Linked DNA regions of Homo sapiens: region 2 is linked to region 1. A link is an interaction called in ENCODE POLR2A ChIA-PET data of the cell type or tissue named here. Cell type or tissue: A673. All regions are shown on one strand. Region 1 overlaps CDC123 (cell division cycle 123). Region 2 overlaps DHTKD1 (dehydrogenase E1 and transketolase domain containing 1).

Region 1 (2,500 bases):
GTCACTTGAGCTCAGAAAGTGGAGGTTGTAATAAGCTATGATTGTGCCACTGTACCCCAGCCTGGGCAACAGAATGAGACACTGTCTCTAAAAAAAAAAAAAGGCCAGGTGCGGTGGCTTACACCTGTAATCCCAGCATTTTGGGAGGCTGAGGTGGGTGGATCATGAGATCAGTTCAAGACCAGCCTGGCCAAGATGGTGAAACCCCATCTCTGCTAAAAATACAAAAAAAAATTTGCTGGGTGTGGTGGCAGGCGCCCGTAATCCTTGCTACTTGGGAGGCTGAGGCAGGAGAATCGCTTCTCGGGCAGCAGAGGTTGCAGTGAGCCGAGATCGTGCCACTGCACTCCAGCCTGGGCAATAGAGTGAGACTCCGTCTCAAAACAAAACAAAACAAAACAAAACAAAACAAAAAGTAAATTCTTCCAGAAGTAAGAAGACATGGCAATGTAGGACTTCAGGATTCACCTGTTCATATGAATCCTTACAGCTGGGTCGTGTGTAATGCCGTACCCATCAGGGTGATCTTCTAATCTACTTTAATGGTTCTTTCCACAAAATGTTTAAATCACGTATTGATGTTTTTGAAAAGAATATTGTATAATAACAGGATGTAAAATATTTTCTTGTCAGGTATTTCTCAAAGAGACTACACACAATACTATGATCATATTTCTAAACAAAAGGAAGAAATTCGCAGATGCATACAAGACTTTTTCAAGAAACACATACAGTACAAATTCTTAGATGAAGACTGTGAGTATTTTTTTATTGATCCAGTAAAATGAAATGAAATATACATTGTTACTGGACCTTATTTACTATGGTGTGTATCCTAATAACTAGATTTGAAATACTGTATTGTAAGCATTTTACTATATTATTATTTGTTATTTTTGATAGTTTGTATGTTAATTTCTTTTTATTATTATTATTTTTATTTGGAGACAGTCTTACTCTGTCAGCCAGGCTGGAGTGCAGTGGTGCGATCGCGGCTCGTGCAGCTTCCACCTCCCGGGTTCAGGTGATTCTCCTGCCTCAGCCTCCCAAGTAGCTGGGGCTACAGGTGCACGTCACCACACCCGGCTAATTTTTTGTATGTTTAGTAGAGATGGAGTTTCGCCATGTTGGCCAGGCTGGTCTTGAACTCCTGGCCTAAGTGATCCGCCCACTTCAGCCTCACAGTGTGCTGGGATTACAGATGTGAGCCACCGCACCAGCCATGTTAATTTCATCTTATTTAACTAAAATCTATTTTTACTGCTAAGTCAGTTCCCTGTCTTGTTTTAGATGTTTGATTGTGTATTTCAAAGGGGCTATCTACAGAGAACAAAGTCTATCTACCTTTCTAGCTTCTTTGAATGATCAAAGACAGCACCAGTTACAAAGTAAACATTTGTGGGTTGTTTTTAGGAATTGAAAGTATATTGTGTAAGAGTTTTCATACATCTGAAAATTATATCTGCTATGATTTACAATTTCTCTACTTGCCAAGACTGGGCTCTGTGGCAGATTTGACTTAAAATAAGATGAATCATGCTTCAAGGCTCATTAGATTTTATGCTTTCTATTATAAGCTTTACTCATTGCATTCTACCAGATCAGTGATTGATGCCCGTTTCACTAGTACTTTGCTCAGTGACTCCCATCTTTCCCATAGAACCAGTCTATAACGGGGAACTGGTTGAGATGATATTGGCGTTTGGTTTGAATTTTTAAATATAGGGGCTTATGGTTGGGGAACAGAGAACAGTAAAGCAAAGTTATATAAATAAAACATTGCAGGATGCCTTTTTATGTTTGAAGTTTTGAGGTTTAGAAGCATGAAGTCCTCAGGGTCATTTATATTCTGCTGTCTTTGATTAAAATGTACTTTAATTTTCAAAAGGAGATTTACATTGTGAAATATTAGTTCATTAATAACTGACTTTTTTTCTCCTTTACAGTTGTGTTCGATATATACAGAGACAGTAGGGTAAGTAAAAACTCTTTCTGATATGCTTTAATATAAGAGCTGGTTTTATAAGCAGGCAGAGCATGCCTTTGTTATGTGTGTGAAGGATCCATGCTCAAAAAATATTTTGTCTGGGTGCAGCAGCTCATGCCTGTATTCCCAGCACTTTGGGAGGCTTAGGCAGGGAGATCATTTGAGCTCAGGAGTTCGAGACTAGCCTGGGCAACATAGTGAGCCCTCATCTCTACTAAAAATTAAAAAAAAATTAGCCCAGGCCAGGCACAGTGGCTCACACCTGTAACCCCAGCACTTTGGGAGGCCGAGGTGGGAGGATCACTTGAGGTCAGGAGTTCAAGATCAGCCTCGGCAACATGGTGAAACTCCGTCTCTACTAAAAATACAAAAAAATGAGCCAGGCATGGTGGTGGGTGCCTGAAATCCCAGCTACTCAGGAGGCAGAGATTGCAGTGAGCGGAGATCACGCCATTGTGCTGCAGCCTGGGCAACAGAGCGAGACTCTGCCTCAAAAGAGAAAAAAAAAATATC
Region 2 (2,500 bases), 150 kb before region 1:
TCTTTTTCTACCCTGTCTCCCAGTTTTTGGTAACACAACAAGTATCTTTTAGAGGTTTGGGCTGTGGTCATGTTTCTTCTGTGAGTATTCATTTAAATATGAACCTTTAACTACAGGAGATCATGAAACCTGGATTTCAGAATCAGTCTTCAAATTCCACAGAAATAGATAAATATATAAGGCAATCAAATATTCTATGTTTGTAAATGCCACGTTATCCTATGCATTTTAATTTTTCACAGGCCAGAAACTTGTAGTGAATAAATTGGGAGTAGGCAGAATTGGATTTCATTATGATATGGCCGGCCCTCCCTCCCTTCCTTCCTTCCTTCCTTTTTTCCTTCCTTCCTTCCTTTTTTCCTTCCTTCCTTCCTTTTTCCTTCCTTCCTTCCTTCCTTCCTTCCTTCCTTCCTTCCTTCCTTCCTTCTTCTTTCTCTCTCTTTCTTTCAAGATGGGTTCTCAATCTTTTGTCCAGGCAGGAGTGCAATGGTGCAATCATAGCTCACTGTAGGCTCAAATGCCTAGGCTCAAGCAATCTTCCTGTCTCAGCCTCCCAAGTAGCTGGGCCTACAGGTGCATGCCATCATACCTGGCTGATTTATTTTATTTTATTTTGTGGAGACATGATCTTGCTGGGTTGGCCAAGCTGGTTTCAAATTCCTAGCTTCAAGCAACCCTCCTGCCTTGGCCTCCCAAAGTGTAGATATTACAGGTGTGAACCACTGCACCTGGCCTGATAGGGTGTTTCTAAATAGAAATCTTGAAATCATTAGCCAGACATTCTGTTTACCTTTCACATAATTTATAATACTCTATTTTAATCCTTCATTTTTACCCAGTACATTGAGCTGATCTTAAGATTGTGGTGGCGGGCGCCTGTAGTCCCAGCTACTCGGGAGGCTGAGGCAGGAGAATGGCGTGAACCCCGGAGGCGGAGCTTGCAGTGAGCCGAGATTGCGCCACCGCACTCCCGCCTGGGCAACAGAGCGAGACTCCGTCTCAAAAAAAAACAAAAAAAGATTGACTTCTGAAATAAAAGGTGAAAAGGCCATTTTCTTTAAAATGATGATAAATGAGGCTGGTCGCTGTGGCTCATGCCTGTAATCCCAGCACTTTGGGAGGCCAAGGAGGGTGGATCACCTGAGGTCAGAAGTTTGAGACCAGCCTGACCAACATGGTGAAACCCCGCCTCTACTAAAAATACAAAAAATTAGCCGGGTGTGGTGGTGCATGCCTATAATCCCAGCTACTAGGGAAGCTGAGGCAGGAGAATCACTTGAACCCGGGAGGCAGAGGATGCAGTGAGCTGAGATCGTGCCATTTCACTCCAGCCTGGGCGAAAGAGCAAGACTCTGTCTCAAAAAAAAAAAAAAAAAAAGTTATTCCAACCTGAAAACCTAGATTTCTTAATCCCTTATGTTTCTTTTCTCCCCACCCGCTCCCCTTGCCTCATGATTTAGGTCCATGGTGATGCTTCTTTCTGTGGTCAAGGGATTGTTCCTGAAACATTCACGCTGTCCAATCTCCCACATTTCAGAATTGGTGGGAGTGTGCATTTGATTGTTAATAACCAGCTGGGTTACACCACTCCAGCTGAAAGAGGAAGGTCTTCTTTATACTGCAGTGATATTGGTACGTAACACAGGGAGGAACTGATATTGCTGAAGCCGACATGGAATTCCTAGGGAAACCTCTGGTGCACACAGAACAATGAGCCTCACTGGTTATCCCTCCTTTCATTTAATTAATTAATTAATTAATTAATTTTTTGAGATGGAGTCTTGCTCTGTCACCCAGCCTGTAGTGCAGCAGCACGATCTTGGCTCACTGCAACTTCTGCCTCCCGAGTTCAAGTGATTCTCTTGCCTCAGCCTCCTGATTAGCTGGGACCACATGCGTGCACCACCATGTCTGGCTAATTTTTTTTTTTTTTTTTTTTAGATGGAGTCTTGCTCTGTTGCCCTTTCCAGCTTGTACTCCATGCTGGAGTACGTGATCTCGGCTTACTGCAACCTCCGCCTTTCAGGTTCAAGTGATTCTCATGCCTCAGCCTCCCAAGTAGTTGGGACTACAGGTGTACACCACCACACCTGTCTAATTTTTGTATTTTTAGTAGAGACGGGGTTTCACCATGTTGGCAGGCTGGTCTTGAACTCCTGACCTCTGGTGATCTGCCTGCTTAGGCCTCCCAAAGTGCTGGGATTAAAGGCGTGAGCCACCATGCCCAGCCTATCAGTGTGATTTTTAAATCCAAAGAAATAAGACAAGGATGGAGCCACAGTGTGCCATCTCAAATTTCTTATAACTGGATGGGTGATCTGGTACAAGTCAGAGATCAACACAATGAGTACAACACCAGAGTTGTTATCTCTAGGATATTCAAACTTGGAGTGCCCAGGGGCTTAGTGATAAGGGATGTGTTCAACCACTAAACTTGGTGAAATAGTATAGTTAGAAATAAGATGTGAAGGCTGGGCACAGTGGCTCACGTCTGTAATCC

What was found. ChIA-PET counts read pairs that join two places held together with the same protein. Peaks named below come from ENCODE experiments on the same cell type or tissue, not always from the same donor. Only the 100,000 strongest peaks of a DNase experiment are listed, where the experiment ranks them.
Region 2: POLR2A ChIA-PET joins it to region 1 with 19 read pairs; 2 of 35 experiments call an interaction of 5 or more read pairs at or near these places.

What each region holds. Positions count from the first base shown.
Region 1 is chr10:12,236,511-12,239,010 of GRCh38, forward strand. It overlaps CDC123 (cell division cycle 123), which reads left to right. Exons shown (of 13, transcript NM_006023.3): 9 at 634-756; 10 at 1,947-1,975. Among named protein-coding and RNA genes, the nearest start is that of CDC123, 42 kb to the left of the region's middle. RefSeq lists an enhancer at 1,318-1,462 and a cis regulatory region at 1,384-1,395. In A673, no CTCF peak of the experiment used is centred here; a DNase peak (open chromatin) is centred at 1,561; H3K27ac peaks cover 729 bases.
Region 2 is chr10:12,090,053-12,092,552 of GRCh38, forward strand. It overlaps DHTKD1 (dehydrogenase E1 and transketolase domain containing 1), which reads left to right. Exons shown (of 17, transcript NM_018706.7): 6 at 1,461-1,632. Among named protein-coding and RNA genes, the nearest start is that of DHTKD1, 22 kb to the left of the region's middle. In A673, no CTCF peak of the experiment used is centred here; no DNase peak of the experiment used is centred here; H3K27ac peaks cover 196 bases.